Regions from separate parts of the Homo sapiens genome. Here region 2 is linked to region 1. The links are chromatin loops, found by intact Hi-C in ENCODE. Cell type or tissue: psoas muscle. All regions are shown on one strand. Links, peaks and the distances in the headings refer to the core of each region. The heading gives the core; the rest is flanking DNA.

Region 1 (8,339 bases), core at 171-8,170:
TCCTGGGCTCAAGCAATCTTCCTATCTGGGCCTCCTGAGTTGCTGGGATTAGGCATGAGCCACTGTTCCCAGCCTGTTTATAAATTTTTAATTATGTCCTTTTTGAGATAGGGTCTTGCTCTTTGTCACCCAGGATGGAGTGCAGTGGTGCAGTCACAGTTCATTGCAGCCTCGACCTCCTGGGATCAAGCAATTCTCCTACCTCAGCCTCTGGAGTAGCTGGGACCACAGGTGTGGGCCACCACATCTGGCTAATTTTTTTTTTCTTTTGTAGAGATGGGGTCTCACTATGTTGTCCTGGCTGGTTTTGAACTCCTGGCCTCAAGCAGTCCACCCACCTTGACTTCCCAAAGTGCTGGGATTACAGGCATGAGCCACCATGGCTGATATATATATGTTTAAATATAGAGACAGGGTCTCACTGTGTTGCCCAGGCTGGTCTTTAACTCTTGGCCTCAAGCAATCCTCCCACCTCAGCCTACCAAGTCACTGGAATGACAGGTGTGAGCTACCACACCTAGTTTGTTTATACATTTTTTATTAGTTTTCTGGTCCACAAAGCTGCGGTAATTACAAGGGAATTCAAATATTAGGTCCTCATGCAGACTCCAAATCAAAGTGTGCACAGATGCGTCCGGTACAGATATGACAGTTATCTTTGAATTTTCTCTCCCTAATTCTTCTTTAATGTGTGTATATTACATCTACATAGGTAAGAAAGTTAGTCTTCCTCCTGAACTTCCTTTTTCATTAGAGTAAAATATTTTTTCTCATATTGATTAGTGTTTAATAGAGTCAGTAAATACCCTTGCATTAATATGCTGACAAGTAGATTTTGACAATTTGAAAAAAGCAAAGGATGAATTAATTCCTGTGGGGTCTATGAATTTTATATTTTAAAGCAGTTAAAGTAGGGGAAAAAACCTACACACACAGGACATTTTATACTTGAAACTGGAATTATTTTAGCAAGTGAGGATGCCAAGTAGAATGTCAGTGTATAGAGATTTAGCCTTAATGATATATGCTTGAAGTAATGATTGAGTCTAAACAAATGTTCCACCTAGATTAGAGGTTGTCTGTTTGAATAATTTTAGGGATGGACAAAGTAGTTGTATTTCTTAGCTTATAGGTACAAAAAGCTGGTGTGCAAAATAGGTACTTGTGAAGGGAATTTATACCAATGTGTCATGTGACACTTCTGCAGTCAATTTGTAAGATAAATTCAAATAAGGCTTTCAGTTCTGATGACAAACAGGAAACATTCACGCTTTTTGTTTCTCACAGTGAAATACAAGCTACACTAGTGATGTAATAGGAACGAAAGAAGAAGGAAATGCCACAGTTAAGTGGACAACTGCAGTCAGGAAATTCTTAGCTGTTACTTTGCTACCTTTGCCATCTTGCTGAAAAGCACTGACTAGACCTAAAGGGAATAAACAGTTAATGCTTTTGCTGTTTACTAAATCTAAACAATGCTCATGTCTCCATAAACAGTAGGTACCGAAACCTCAGTAACTGCTTACACAGAATTCTAGGCCAAAGAAGAGACAGATTTAAGATGTATGTTAAACTTGTCAATATAAACTTGTCAATATAAAGTCATTCTCTGACTGATTTTTCATTACCAGTTCCTTCCTTCCTTCCTTCCTTCCTTCCTTCCTTCCTTCCTTCCTTCCTTCCTTCCTTTCTCTTTCTCTCTCTCTCTTTCTCTTTCTTTCTTTCTTGTTTTCTTTTTCTTTTTTGATGTAGTCTTGCTCTGTCGCCCAGGCTGGAGTGCAGTGATGCAATTTCGGCTCACTGAAACCTTTGCCTCCTGGGTTCAAGCGATTCTTCTGCCTCAACTTCCCAAGTAGTTGGGATTACAAGCGTCTGCCAACACACCTGGCTAATTTGCGTGTGTTTGTGTGTGTTTGTGTGTGCGTGTGTTTTTAGTAGAGATAAGCTTTCATCATGTTGGCCAGGCTGGTCTCGAACACCTGACCTCGGGTGATCTGCCTAACTCAGCCTTCCAAAGTTGGGATTCCAGGTGTGAGCCACCCCACCTGGTCCCTGTTCATTTTCTTGATCGTGACTGTAGGCAGAAGCTAGTACTGCTCAGAGTGTGATTTGCCGCGATGGCTCTACTGATTTGGAAGGCAACGTGACCTTGCAAGCATAGACAGTACAGTTGTGTTAGGCCAAGCTGCTATAACAAAAAGTTTCTTTCTTTCTCACTTAACTCTTCCAAGGGGAGCAGTGCAGTCAGAAGGGCAGCTCTGCCCCCCAGGGACTGTCACCTTCTGCACAATGACAGTCTGTAGTCATGTCTGGTCTGATGAGAGGGAGCAGAGTGCACATGCTGAGGTGGCGTCTGTCACTTCTGCTCTCTCCAGAACATGTCACGTGCAGCACATCCAACTGGAAAATACCATCCAGACAGTTCCCAAGAAGAGGGAAAAATGGAGTTTGGCATAAAAATCACAGTCTTCTTTAACTTCATTTATTAGAAATGGTTTAGATCTTGCTCCTGCAAAGTAAAAATGAAAAAAAAAATTACTAAAATAAAAAACAAAAAAGAAATGGTTTACATAATACACACACACATACACACACACACACAGATGTTTAAAATAAAACATCTGCATATATTTTTAGAAACAGGATCTCGATATGTCACCCAGGCTGGAGTGCAGTGGCACAATCATGGCTCAACCGCCTGAACTTCCTAGCTCAAATGTTCCTCCCACCTTAGCCTCCTGAGCAGCTGGGACTACAGGCACATACCACCACATCTGGCTAATTGTCTTTCTTTTTTTTTGAGATGGAGTCTCGCTCTGTCACCCAGGCTGGAGTGCAGTGGTGAGGTCTTGGCTCATTGCAACCTCTGCCTCCCAGGTTCAAGTGATTCTCTTGACTCAGTCTCCCAAGTAGCTGGGATTACAGGCGCCTGCCACTATGCCTGGCTACATCTGGCTACTTAAAATTTTTCTTTTTAATTTTTGTAGAGATGGGGTTTTACTATGTTTCCCAGGGTGGTCTCGAACTCCTGGCCTCAAGCAATCCTCCTGCCTTGGCCTCCCGAAGTGCTAGGATTGCAGGTATGAGCCACTGCACCTGGCTGTAAAATATCTTTAAGAAGAAAAATATATCATAATATTGAAGTATCTGGGAATAAAGTGAATAAAATACACATTAACTCGTTTCCCATGACAAAGATATAAAAAGATACAAAAGTAGAATTAACTGTTGCAATAATTTAGGATTCCGGTCCCCATCAGCTTCTCAACAGGTGTACACAGCTGCTGAACCTTCTATATTTTGATAAGGCTGCTATTTTTCTATTTCCTTTCCTTTTTTTTGAGACAGAGTCTTGCTCTGTCGCCCTGGCTGGAGTGCAGTGACGTGATCTCGGCTTGAACCTCTGCCTCTTGGGTTCAAGCGATTCTCCTGCCTCAGCTTCCCGTATAAGTAGAACTACAGGTGCATGCCACCACACCTGGCTGATTTTTTGTGTTTTAGTAGAGAGGAGGTTTCACCGTGTTAGCCAGGATGGTCTCGATCTCCTGACCTCAGGTGATCCACCCGCCTCGGCCTCCCAAAGTGCTGGGATTACAGGAGTGAGCCACCGCACCTGGCCATTCCTTTTCATTCTTCTTTTTTTTTTTTTTTTTTTTTTGAGGTGGAGTTTCACTCTTGTCACCCAGGCTGGAGTGCAATGGTGCTATCTTGGCTCACTGCAACCTCTGCCTCCTGGGTTCAGGTGATTCTCCTGCCTCAGCCTCCCAAGTAGCTAGGATTACAGGCACATGCCACCATGCCCAGCTAATTTTTGTATTTTTAGTAGAGGAGACAGGGTTTCACCATGTTGGCCAAGATGTTCTTGATTTCTGCCTCGTGATCCACCCGCCTGGGCGCCCAAAACTGCTGGGATTACAGGCGTGAGCCACCGCGCCTTGCCTCCTTTCCATTCTTACTTGTTCTTTAGTATATCAGAAACATCTCGAAAGTCTGGCCTTTAACACAAACCCTGGTTTTCTTCGGAAAGAACAATACGTAAAAACTTTTCCTTTTTAGGTTTCACAGATTTCGCTTCTTTAGGCTCTTGCTGGTCTTCTTCCTCTTTCTCTATTTTTAAATTTCCTTCTTTTCCGCTGCCCTTCTTGTTTTTCTTTTAGAATAATTGTATGTCATCTGCTCTGCTTAAAATTAGATGTTCCTCTCTAATATTTACTAATTCACCCATTTTACTTTACTAACTTACTAAGTCTTTAAAAGTAAATGACTAAGCCTCACCCCAATTCTTGAAAAAGGAAAGGAAAAAACAAACAAACAAACAAACAAAAAAGCCCAGCCCATTATAGTGGACTAGAAGCTCCATATAAGGCTTATAGTTGGGATTTAAGGATGAGGCCAATCCTCTGAAATTAAAGAATCATCATAAATGGGTCAGAGCAGGGAAGGGTAAAGATAGCCCACCCCAAGAAAGGGCCACTAACATCCTTGTTGAGGAGAAGGGGACTTCCTAGTGTAGTCAGAGGAGCTATACTGCAAGCACAACCTTCGTAGGAGTTAATCAGAGTAATTAATGTGAAGAAAGTTGTAACTCATCCAAACAGTATACTATTGCAGCAATGCACTGGCAGAAGAAACGGGCAGTGAGTGGTCTGCATGAAGCCTAGAACCAAGAGAGCCAAGGAAGAATATCTCGGTCACTGCGACTCTCATTTTATCTAGATGGGAAGGTACCCTGGGCTAGCCACACCAATGTGCTGAATAGTTAAGAACAATATAAGGAAATGCTTTTTGGAAGTAGGAAGTAAATATTCATTCAACAAATATTGACTGCCTGGAGGATAGTAGGCACTATGCTAAGCCCTATGTAACTCTCAAGCTATGTGGTATTAGATGCTTAGTAATTGGAGGCTATAATGATCATATCTTGCTCCCAAATTATTTTACTCATGAGAGAGGTCTTTGTAGTCAAGCTGGTTGGGATTCAAATTGTGGCTAAAGCACTTAGTACAAGGATACTTGTTTCATTTTGTTTTGTTTTTGTGATGGAGTCTTGCTCTGTTGCCCAGGCTGGAGTGCAGTGGTATGATCTTGGCTCACTGCAACCTCCCCCACCCAGGCTCAAGCAATTGACCTGCCTCAGCTTCCGGAGTAGCTGGGACTACAGGCATCCGCCACCACGCCCAGCTAATTTTTTTTTTGTATTTTTAATGGAGCCAGGTTTTCACCATGTTGCCCAGGCTGGTTTCAAACTCCTGACCTCATGTGATCTGCCTGCCTCGGCCTCCCCAAATGCTAGGATTACAGGCATGAGCCAACGTGCCCGGCCCATACTTGTATTAGGTATACACTGTACGAGTACATGTAAGTTAGGTAAGTATGGACTTATCTAACTTAGGTAAGTTAGTTAATATCTTTAACCCAGCTTCATCATTTGAATAATGGAAATAGTTATTGAAACTCCATTTCAGAGGGTGATTATAAAGATTGTATTAGAGATAACATTATAATGAATACATGTCAAGCGTAGAGTTAGCATTCAGTAAATGTCAGCTACTTCTATAATTATTATCTTTAGAATTACAAGACTAATTTATATGCTTTTAACCTGGTTTATAGCTTTGCCTTCAGGTTAATCCTGAGCTTCTGTTTTATGGTTATTCTAATTTCAGATTACTTTTAATATTGATTGTTAGACTGGTGTTAAATCAAACTAAATTTCGGCTTTAGAGGCCTCCATACCAGTTCTGTATAACAAACTGCAGTCTAACTCAGTATGTAAACAAATCGAAAGCCTAATTTATAAGTATGGTTTTGTAACAAATAGCTGAGTCTCAGCCAATCAGAGCAGCCGAGCTTCAGCCAATCGTAGGTGGTTAACTGTTTAAACCAGGTTCAAATAAGGCTGCACTGAGTTGCAACCAATGGAGCTGTTTCTGTACCTCATTTCCTTTTCTCTGTGCATTAATGTTGTTTGACTACTTGTTGGTTGTAATGACAGAGTCTTTCTGAACATGTTCTGATTTTGGGGCCTGCCCCCTTCATGAATCATTCTTTGCTCAGTTAAGCTCTGTTGATTTAATTTGTCTCAAGTTTTTATTTTAACGCTGGCATAGTACTTTATCATTATGTATTAATAGGTTTTGCTTTTCTTTATTCATGCAAATATTTTATCTCAATATTTTTGCAATGGTGTATTTAATATCAAGATTTTATTTCAAAATATGAAAATTATAGGTACTTTTGAAAACAGTATTGACAAGTTTCCATTTTGAACATTTATTTATATTTTCCTTTATTGATAGTTTCAACTGGCCTAAAAATATCAAAACCATGTTTAGTGCAAGAACAGAAAACCAAACACCGCATGTTTGCACTTATACGTGGAGGCTAAATGTTGGGTACTCATGGACATAAAGATGGTGACAGCAGACACTGGGGACCACTGGTGGGGAGGGAGAGGGAGAGGCAAGAGTTGACTAACTAAATACTGGGTGCTGTGCTCACTACTTGGATGAGGGATTGTTTATACCCAAACTGCAGCATCATGTAATGTACCCATGTAACAAACCTGCACATGTACTGCCTGAATCTAAAATAAAAGTTGAAATGATTTAAAAAAAAAACAAAAAACCATGTTTAGAATGGACACTTTTGTTTTTTTTTTTGTTTAAGAGGCAGGGTCTTACTCTGTCACTCAGGCTGAAGTGCAGTGGCGTGATCATAGCTCACTGCAGCCTTGAACTCCTGGGCTTGAATGATCCTTCTGTCTCAGCCACCCAAGTATCTGTGACTACAGGCATGCACCACCATGCCTGGGTAATTTTATTATTAAGATTGTGCTTATTATTTTTGTAGAAATAGGTTCTTGTTATGTTGCCTAAGCTGGTGTCAAACTTCTGGCCTCAAGTGATCCTCTCATCTCAGCCTCCCCAAAGTTCTGGGGTTACAGGCATGAGCCACAGCACCTGGCCTATTCCCCTTTTTTGCTTTTAAAATCTTGTTTCTAACAAAGGCCCAATGAGCTGATATCCAAGGTTACTTGGTTTTGAGTTTTCCAGGCAACTGTCCTCATTTTGACTCAAGAAAACTCGTTAAATTATGTCTCGTGCCACAGCCTCTTCCTTTTAGGTTGACAAAAACTCAGCTTTAATTTTGTCACTAGAAGAGAAGAAAAATCTTTCTTCCTTTCATCCTTCTGGATTCCTGGCTGAGTCTTTGTAACAAAAGAGATTAATAAGAGGAAAACCAAGTGAAATTTGTTAACATAGTTAGAGTAGGTAGTTAGGCAGACATGAGCAGGACAGGAGAGCCACCCACCCCCACGCCCTAGGAGTGTCAGGTGACCACAGGTGATGGTCAGGCCATTGTTAAACTGTCTCTCTAAAATAACACTTGGTCACAGCCAGTGCCAGGGAAGACAGTCTCCCAGTAGACAGAACACACCTGAAGCTGATGATGAGCTGCTTCCAGATAAGATCTCAGAAGTTGGATTAGTGGGCTCACACATGCACACTAAGAGGCAAAATGGCAAAGTTCAGCTGGTATATGACCTTCCTCTAGGAATGCTCAACTGTTAACTGCTAAGAGAAAAATACCTGGAATGAACATGTGCACAACTTTAGTAAACACACCGTGCATGTGGCCCTTCCCAAGTGCTGGCAGGCCACTGCATATGCAGACAGCCCACCCCAAGGGAAAAATCAGGGGAGGAGAAATGAAAATGCCAGTGTATAAAATCTCAAGTCAAGGGCTGGATGGGGCACTTGGATCAATCAAGTCACTGTCTTGGCCCTCTTCCAAGTTGAAATTTACTTCCTTGAATTCCTGCTCTAAAAGTTTACAATAAACTCTCACTCCTGTTCTAAAACTTGCCTCAGTTTCTCCCTCTGCCTTGAAACTACTTCTGCCCTGTGGCTGAATTCTTTCCTCCAAGGAGGCAAGGATTGAGTTCGCTGTAGACCTGTTGGATTTGCCACTGGTAACAACATGTGTATTTGCACATGTAACACAAGGAAATACCCAGAAATGAGTAACTCAAAGGAGTGTTTAGAATTTAGGCTTATAGGGCCAGGTGCGGTGGTTCATGCCTGTAATCCCAGCACTTTGGGAGGCTGAGGTGGGAGGATCATGAGGTCAGGAGATCGAAACCATCCTGGCTAACATGGTGAAAACCCATCTCTACTAAAAATACAAAAATTAGCTGGGCATGGTGGCATGCACCTACAGTCCCAGCTACTCAGGAGGCTGAGGCTGGAGAATCTCTTGAAACCAGGAGGTGGAGGTTGCAGTGAGCCGAGATCCTGCCACTCCACTCCAGCCTGGGTGACACGGTGAGACTCCAT
Region 2 (8,339 bases), core at 171-8,170, 110 kb before region 1:
ATTTTATTTGTCTTTTTACTGTCATTCTCTCACAAATGTTCAGTGGAGTTTTCCAGAGGCTACAGATTATACAGAAGCAGCTATGAGAATTCAGCTCTCTTCCATTAAGCCAGGCATGGAAAAGCTTTGCAAAAATGTAAAACAGTGACACTCTTCTCATGAAAGTTTTTGTTTTAGAACAATACAGCTAGTTTTTCTTTAAAATATGCTATTTCCAGCTACTATAGAGGCTGAGGCAGGAGGATTGCTTGAGTCCAGGAGGTTGAGGCTGCAGTGAGCTATGAAAGCACCACCACACTCCAGCCTGGGCAACAGAAAGAGCACATGTTTCAGAAAAATAAAATAAAATAAATAAAACATGGTATTTCTATTAACACATACCTGATTTATCCTTATTTTAAGTGAATCAATATATTTTAATTTTCTTCTTTTAAATTTCCAATCTGGCAACTATCAATAGATAGGACCAACATAAACTAAATCTCTTTGAGGGTGCCAATAATTTTTTAAGACTACAGAGAGGTCTTGAAACCAAAAAGTTTGAGAATTGTTTCTTTAAGATGATCATACCACCTTCCTATATTTGATTTTCAAGCATTATTCCTGAAAAATGTGAATAGGCCAGGAACAAGTGTTTGTAAATTCCTTCTACAGATTTCTAAGGATAGGCATCTCAAACAGCATTAAGAAGGCAATTTTCTGGATGCACTCTGTCAATTTGATCAAACTTACCACAACTGTTTCTAAAATGTCAGCTAAAATAAGAGAACCACAAAAGCCCAAGTAGAATTATCAGACTTCTCAGTGTAGGTGCCAAAGGCAGAATGTCTGTGCTTCTATCCCACCTCTTCTGCTGACGAGAGCATACCCCCATGCGGGGCACCCCATGGCAACTCCCCTCTTCTTGCATGCTGGCCAAACCTCAGATTTGTCCCCCACAGAACTCAGATGAAGTTGACCATATCCACAGTGCCAAGTATAACTCCAAGCTGGGCTAAGCCCATCACAGTTATCCCACTCTGCTTGGCAGTGGATGTCCAGGGACGGGTGTAGAACCCAGGTCTGAAGAGGGAGACATTAGGAAGGGTCTGTTGGGGGCTAGTAAGAAAGGTTTTTAGACTCCTACAAAGGGGGCACCAGAGGAGAGGTTTCTTCTTTGTCTCTGGACATTGCCAAGGGTGGAAGTAATGCCAAGAACTGGCACAGTCACTAGGTGACTACAAGGGGGGCCAGCCAGGGCATAGATGATGAGCTTTCAAAAAAGATGGAAATAGGTTGGGCGCAGTGGCTCATGCCTATAATCTCAGCACTTCGGGAGGCCAAGGCAGGAGGAGCACTTGAGGTCAGAAGTCTGAGATCAGCCTGGCCAATATGGCAAAACCCCGTCTCGACTAAAAATACAAAATTAGCTGGGTGTGGTGGCACGTGCCTGTAATCCCAGCTACTCGGGAGGCTGAGGGACAAGAATAGCTTGAACCTGGGAGGCAGAGGCTGCAGTGAGCCGAGATCGCACCACTGCACTCCAGCCTGGGTGACAGAGCAAGATTCTGTCTCAAAAAAAAAAAAAAAAAGATGGAAATAAATTTGACTGATGACTTTGCTCAGCCATTGACTCAATTAGCTCTGAAACCTGTCATACCTCCAGTCTCCCTGTAATGTCATAGAGTAAGTGCAATTGTTGGCAGTTTCTGTCAACTGTAGCTGAAAGCATCCTGACTGATACTGTAGCTAAGTGACATTAGATAAATTACTAAACCTTTCTGTGCCTTAGTTTCCTCTTATGGAAAATAATAGTCCCCACTTCATAGACTTACTGTGAGAATTTAGTGTGTTAATACTTAGAAGTATTTTGAATGAACCTTCATACAACAGTAAGCCCTCAAGAAATGTTACTCATTATTAGTACTGCAGTGGTGGTGGTTTCTACTGTCACTCTGATGTTTTGAAATGTCATAGTTTTTTCATCATATTTGGAAAAAACTATTAAAGCAGAGCAATATCAACTAAAAAAGGCCATTTAACATGAAAACTCCTTGATATTCAAAATAAAGATCTTCAGTTAATCCCACAAAATTTTCAGCTTTCCATATACTAATTACAGTAAACAAGTAAATAAAAATATGCGATATATTCTGAGGTAGTGGTGAGCCTCATTTCTCATTACATACACTCCATGTAACTTACTCATGTGTCACATATCTACTAGTTAAATGTTCCCCCAAATACATCTGTACCTTAACAGTACCCTCAGCCTAGGATTAAGTCTCCCCACAGTTGTACCTATCAAAATCATATGTAACCACTTTCTTTTCTACCTTCTTTTGCCTTCCATTCTCTTCCCTTCTCAGGGTGAAGGAATCAACATAGTGGTCAATGACATGGGGCCATAAAAAAAACTGGGAGTCAGGCATAGAAGAACAGCAAGCCTGGTGGCTAAGAATGTGGGTCAGTTGGGGGAACAGGGGCAGCAGCACAGAGGTGGCAGACAGAGGAGAGGACCACAATAGTGGGAGACTGGATACATTGAATGAGTAAGTAAATGTTCTCAAAATGACAGAAGTCAAGTTTTTCAGTTCTAGGAAAGATATTTACAAACATAGGGAAAGAGTAGACTAGAAAGTTCTCTGAGACAATGGAATGGAATGGGAAGAATTGGTATGAATGCGTACTTTTATAAATATAGATAAATAGATATATAAATAGTTGTAGGTGTATATATGTGTGCACATATATATGTGAACATATATCATATACATGTGCATATATTTATACATATCTGTTTCTAGTTCTGTCCAATGAGAGGGCCTAGAAGAATGGCACTCCAGTAGTGATGAGCACATCTAACACTCAGATGTTGGTTTCTTTTCTTTCTTCTCCTTTTTGTTTCAGTATATTTTTTGAGACAGAGTCTTGCTTTGTCACCCAGGCTGGAGTGCAGTGGTGTGATCTCAGCTCACTGCAATCTCTGCCTCCTGGGTTCAAGTGATTCTCACGCCTCAGTCTCCGAAGTGGCTGGGATTACAGGTGTGGACCATCACACCTGACTAATTTTGTATTTTTAGTAGAGATGAAGTCTCCCCATGTTGGCCAGGCCGGTCTCAAACTCCTGGCCTCAGTGATCCACCTGCCTCGGCCTCCCAAAGTGCTGGGATTACAGGTGTGAGCCACCGCACCTGGCCCTAGATGTTGGTTTCTAAAAACCATCCTCCACTAAAAGCAATGAAGTCTCCTTGAAAAAATGGTTCATTCCAAGATTGGAATAAAAGTATATAAAATTATAGAAAGCAAAAGTATAAAATGAGCCTGGAACATTTTGTTTGCCATAAAGTGAAGAAATGCTCAAAAGATGATGGGAAAATGTAAAAATGATGAAGAAACTAGATTGAAGAAACAACCACTGGCCATATATGACAATTTAAGCATCAAAATAAATAATGAAAGCATCAGATTATAACCCATTGAATAAAATAGGAATCCATCAATCCATACTGATATGAATGAATGAATGAATGAATGAACAAATAAATGAGGATGGGAAGCTCTAATAAATATAGAAAAAAAGCAGAGAATTACCACATGGCAGTCATCATAAAAGTGACATTAAGATAGGAGTCATCAGGCTGGGTGCAGTGGCTCACACCTGTAACCTCAGCACTTTGGGAGGCTGAGGTGGGTGGGTCACTTGAGCTTAGGAGTTCGAGACCAGCCTGGCCAACATGGCGAGACCTTGTCTCTACAAAAAATGCAAAAATTAGCCAGGTGTGGTGGCAAACACCTGTAGTCCCAGGTACTTGGGAGGCTGAGGTGGGAAGATCACCTGAGCCTGGGAGGTTAAGGCTGCAATGAGCTTGGATTGTGTCACTGCACTTCAGCTTGGATGACAGAGTGAGATCCTGCCTCAAAAAATAAAAATAAAAGAGAGGAGTCATCATTGGTGACTATGGCTGGTTAGAATAAGTTTTAGAAAAAAGTAAATTGTAATACCTAGAAAATAGTAATTTATTCCAAAGAAAAGAATGGTAAATTTAAAATAGAGAACTTTGGTAGGCACCAACTCAACAAGGTCAAGGTTAATGAGGGGAAAAATTGAACCATGCCTACTAAAGTTGAAGCCCTGAGAACCCAACCCGAGAAGTTCTTTATGACCAGGTGACTGAGGGAAAAAACCTCAAGCCTGATTCACAGATGGGTTCCTCACCAGCTGGTAGTTACCTGCAGTCTCACAGCCACACTCAGAAGTGACCCTGAATGACACAATCATGAAGGAAAATCCTCTCACTGAATAAACTGAAAGCAGTATATTTGGTTGTCTACTTTTTCTGGATGAAGGATGGCCAGAATTATGTATTGACATTAATTTATGGGCAGCTGCTAAACAGTTAACAAGATGGTCAGGAACTTGGAAGGAACAGATTGAGAGATGGATGTCAAGAATGTCTGGGAAGAGTTCTGTGGATGAGCCTTTGAAAATGGGCACAGACTGTAAAGGTGTTTGTGCGGCATCTGAATGCCCACCCAAGGGAATCCCCTACAGAGAAAGTAGTTAAATAATTAGGCAAAATGACACACTCTGTGGATATCGTTCAGTTTCCTTTTGCAGCCACCCCTGCTTGCTTGATGGCCCTCGAACAAAATGGCCATGGTGTCAGGAGTTCAACAATGTGGTTTTCCCCTTACCAAGGCTGGCCTGGCTACCACAGGTGCTGAGTGTCTAACTAGTCAACAGCAGAGATCAATACTGAGCTCCCAACGTGGCAGCATGAACCACAGGGAATAGCCAGCCACCTAGCGACAGGTTGATAGCACTGAACTTCTTCCATCATCCTCACCGGAACACACATTTATTTTGGATATGGATTTGCATTCCCTGACTATACTGCACTGGCCAGAACCACCGAGCATGAACTTACAGAACATCTTATCCATCATCACGGTATTCTCACAGCACCACTTCCCATCAAGGAACTCATTTCACAGCAAAAGACAGGCAGCAATGGATTCATGCCCATGGAATTCAGTGATCTTATCATATAACCCATCACCCAGAAGTGGCTCGCCTAATAGGTTAAATAGCTTACTGAAGATTCATTTAAGGCCAGGCACAGTGGTTCACGCCTGCAATCCCAGCACTTTGGGAGGCCGAGGCGGGAAGATCACTTGAGCCCAGGAGTTCAGGAATGGCCTGGGCAACATAGTGAGACCCTGTCTCTACAAAAAAATAAAAATAAAAAAAATAAAATTAGCTGGGCATGGTGGCACACACCTGCACTGCCAGCAATATTTGGGAGAAGCAAATCCATGAAAGAATGCAGTTCTGTCTCACAGGATGCAGTATATGCTTTGAAACAGTATATGGTGCTATCTCTCCTACAGTCATAGGTCCAAGAATGAAGAGGCACCTCTCACTCTTATGCCTCATAACTCACGCCCAAAATTATAGTTTCCTGTCTCTGCAACTTTAGGATCTGCTGGTTTGGAAGTCTTAGTTCACAAGGGAAGAATGTTTCCAGCAGAAAACATAACAGAAATTCTATTGAATTAGATGACACTGATGACTGGTCACTTTGTGATCCTTATGCTGCTGAAACAAAGGCAGAAAAGGGAGTCACTCTACTGGCTGAAGTGGATTGATTCTGAATACCAAGGGGCAATTGGGTTGCTGGTGAACAACGGAGTCAAGGAGAACTCTGTCTGGAACCCAGAGGATTCTTTGGGGTGCCTCTTAGTGTTTCCGTGCCCAGTAATAAAGATTAATGGAAAAAAGGCAGCAAAAAAAAAAAAAAAAAAAAAAGGCAGAACTTTTAAAAGTCAGGACTTCCAGGAACGAACATTTGGATCTCGCAGCTAGGTAAGGAACTTTGACCTGTCTGTACCTTTCAGCAAGTTTCGCAGCCACTGGGCAAGCCATCCCTGCAGACCAGCAGTTGTCACACCCTCTGGCAAGTTTCTCTCCCACCATGTCTTCTCCAAAGAGGTATCATTCCTAATCTCAGCCTTTGAGGGCGGGTCTTCTAACTCCTTAGTTTCTGCCCTGTTTCCTCTTCCTCAGACCTGGAGGTCATAGCTGCTTTTTGTGTTTGCTATCAGTGTATTGTCTAGAGTCTTCTTTTACCACCTTACTGCCTTTCACTAGTTAAAAATCCTTCTTACTATTTAACAGAGAACAGGAAATAGTCCCTGTTGAAATTAGCAGTGAGGTTTCTGCCTCCTGTCTGGACCCTGAGTGCTACATCAATATAGTAAATATAAACAGCCATGGGAACTAATTCTGTTTCTGTATAGTCTACACTGCTGCACATTTAACAGATCCCAGTGATTCACTTTTCCAGTCTAGAAATGCAATCCTTTACCCTACCCAGTGCTAAGCGGCTCCTTTTTACTATTCAGCCACATTTTTCATTAAGCATGAACATGTATGTTCTTCTGTTCCTTCCCATTTTAAGCAAAAGACCTATCATGGGTGGTTTATGGAGTGTGAATAGTTTTTACCAATTTTTTTTCAGGATATGATTTAGAAACTTGAAATTATGTTTTCAGGTATTCCTTCTGGTACCATAATATTACAATAATACAATATGATATTTTAAAATCAGGTTCAGGCTGGGTGTGGTGGCTCACACCAGCATTTTGGGAGGCTAAGGTGGGCAGACTGCTTGAGCTTAGGAGTTTGAGACCAGCCTGGGCAACGTGGTGAAGCCCTGTCTCTACAAAAATACAAAAAAAAAAAAAAAAAAAAATTAGCTGGGCCTGGTGGCACACACCGGCGGCTCCACCTAGTCAGGAGGCTGAAGTGAGAGGATCCCTTGAGCTCAGAGGTCAGAGGCTGCAGTGAGCTGTGACCATACCACTGCACTCCAGCCTGGGTGACAGAGGGGCAGCCGGAAATGGCAGATTCTTCTTCTAACTCCCTGATGAGGATAAGCCCATGACTCTCCGATTTCACCAGTCCTAACTCTTTATGTGACTGACTCAAAAAGTTCCAGCTCATTCAGAATCTAACTGAATGAGGAAGATTTATTCTTCAGTGTCCCTTCAAATTCCAAATGTCTCTAATTTTAGCTAACAACCCTGCTACCTAGAATGGAAACCCACATCACAACAAATTAGCTAAGTGGTTCCTACACAGTCTTTATTTATAGTCTCAGCAATTCTATTTCTGAATAATAAGTTGGTGGTTATGCATAAAACAGAATTTGGGGAAGATAATTATGTTTTTTAAAATAAATTACATACAAAATTAACGTCCTAATTTATTTTGGAAAACAGACCTATGAATATGTATTAATAAAATGCAATGACTCTTCTCACTGAATCCTAGAATTGTCCATCCTACAAATGCTTATTAATAAATCAGTCAATGAAGACAACATTAGGTGTGTTAAACTTTCACTGTGGCATATTTCTCAGGGCTAAATAAGAATATTGCTTCCTTTTACTCCTCTTCAAAGAACACAGAACTTTGATGTGCCCCATGGCTCATAAACTTCTCTAACTACACTCACTTCCTGGCTGATGTCACCAAGGCTCTCAGCTTAAGACACCATCTTTGTGCTAATTATTTCCAAACTGATACAGCCGAGCTGAACCTCTCTTCTTAACTTCAGACTCATCTAATCAACTACCTACTTAACAGCCTAAATGGATGTCTAATAGTCACTGCTGACATATAATGACCAGAAGTAAGCTTATGATATTCCCTTCAGACCTGTTCATCTCATTATCCTCCCCATCCGGGTTACTGGCAATTCCATTCTACCTGTTCATCACAGTCTCTCCGGACCTCCAACCACTGCTACCCCATGGTCATCTTCCATGAGGAATATTGTAATAGTCTCCTGTTTCCTTGTTTCTGCCCTCGTCCTCACTATAGTCTATTATCTAAACAGCCGTCAGAGTAATCCCATTGAAGGATAAATCAAATCATGTCACTCCTCTTTTCCAATCCCCTCATGGCTTCCCATCTCAAAGTAAAAGCTGAAGTCCTTAAGGTAGTCTAAAGTCCCTCGCCACAGGCACCGTCCCCCTTCCCTCTGACTTCACCTCCACTATTCTCCCTCTCTGCTCCAGCCACACTGGCCTCCTTGCTGCTCCTAGGACATCCAGGCACCATCTTTCTACCCAGTGTTCTCTCTGCCTGGAACACTTGCTAGCCTGATAGATCCTTAGGGCTCCCCCCTCAAGCCTGCAAGTCTTCACCCCAGTGTCATTTTCTCAGTGAAGCCTTCCCTGATCACCATTTCTAAAATCTGCAGTCCAGGCCGGGTATGGTGGCTCATGCCTGTAATCCCAGTACTTTGGGAGGCCGAGGCTGGAGGACTGCTTGAGCCCAGGAGTTTGAG

Evidence for each region. A loop is a pair of places that touch in the nucleus more often than their neighbours do. Peaks named below come from ENCODE experiments on the same cell type or tissue, not always from the same donor. Only the 100,000 strongest peaks of a DNase experiment are listed, where the experiment ranks them.
Region 2: a loop joins it to region 1, with 2.4 times the contacts of the local background. A loop is called at or near these places in 15 of 110 quality-filtered maps.

The regions. Positions count from the first base shown.
Region 1 is chr10:23,447,696-23,456,034 of GRCh38, forward strand. No RefSeq gene overlaps it. Among named protein-coding and RNA genes, the nearest start is that of OTUD1, 13 kb to the left of the region's middle. In psoas muscle, for the core only: no CTCF peak of the experiment used is centred there; no DNase peak of the experiment used is centred there; H3K27ac peaks cover 2,205 bases.
Region 2 is chr10:23,333,634-23,341,972 of GRCh38, forward strand. All of the region lies in intron 1 of C10orf67 (chromosome 10 open reading frame 67), which reads right to left. Among named protein-coding and RNA genes, the nearest start is that of C10orf67-AS1, 6.2 kb to the right of the region's middle. In psoas muscle, for the core only: no CTCF peak of the experiment used is centred there; no DNase peak of the experiment used is centred there.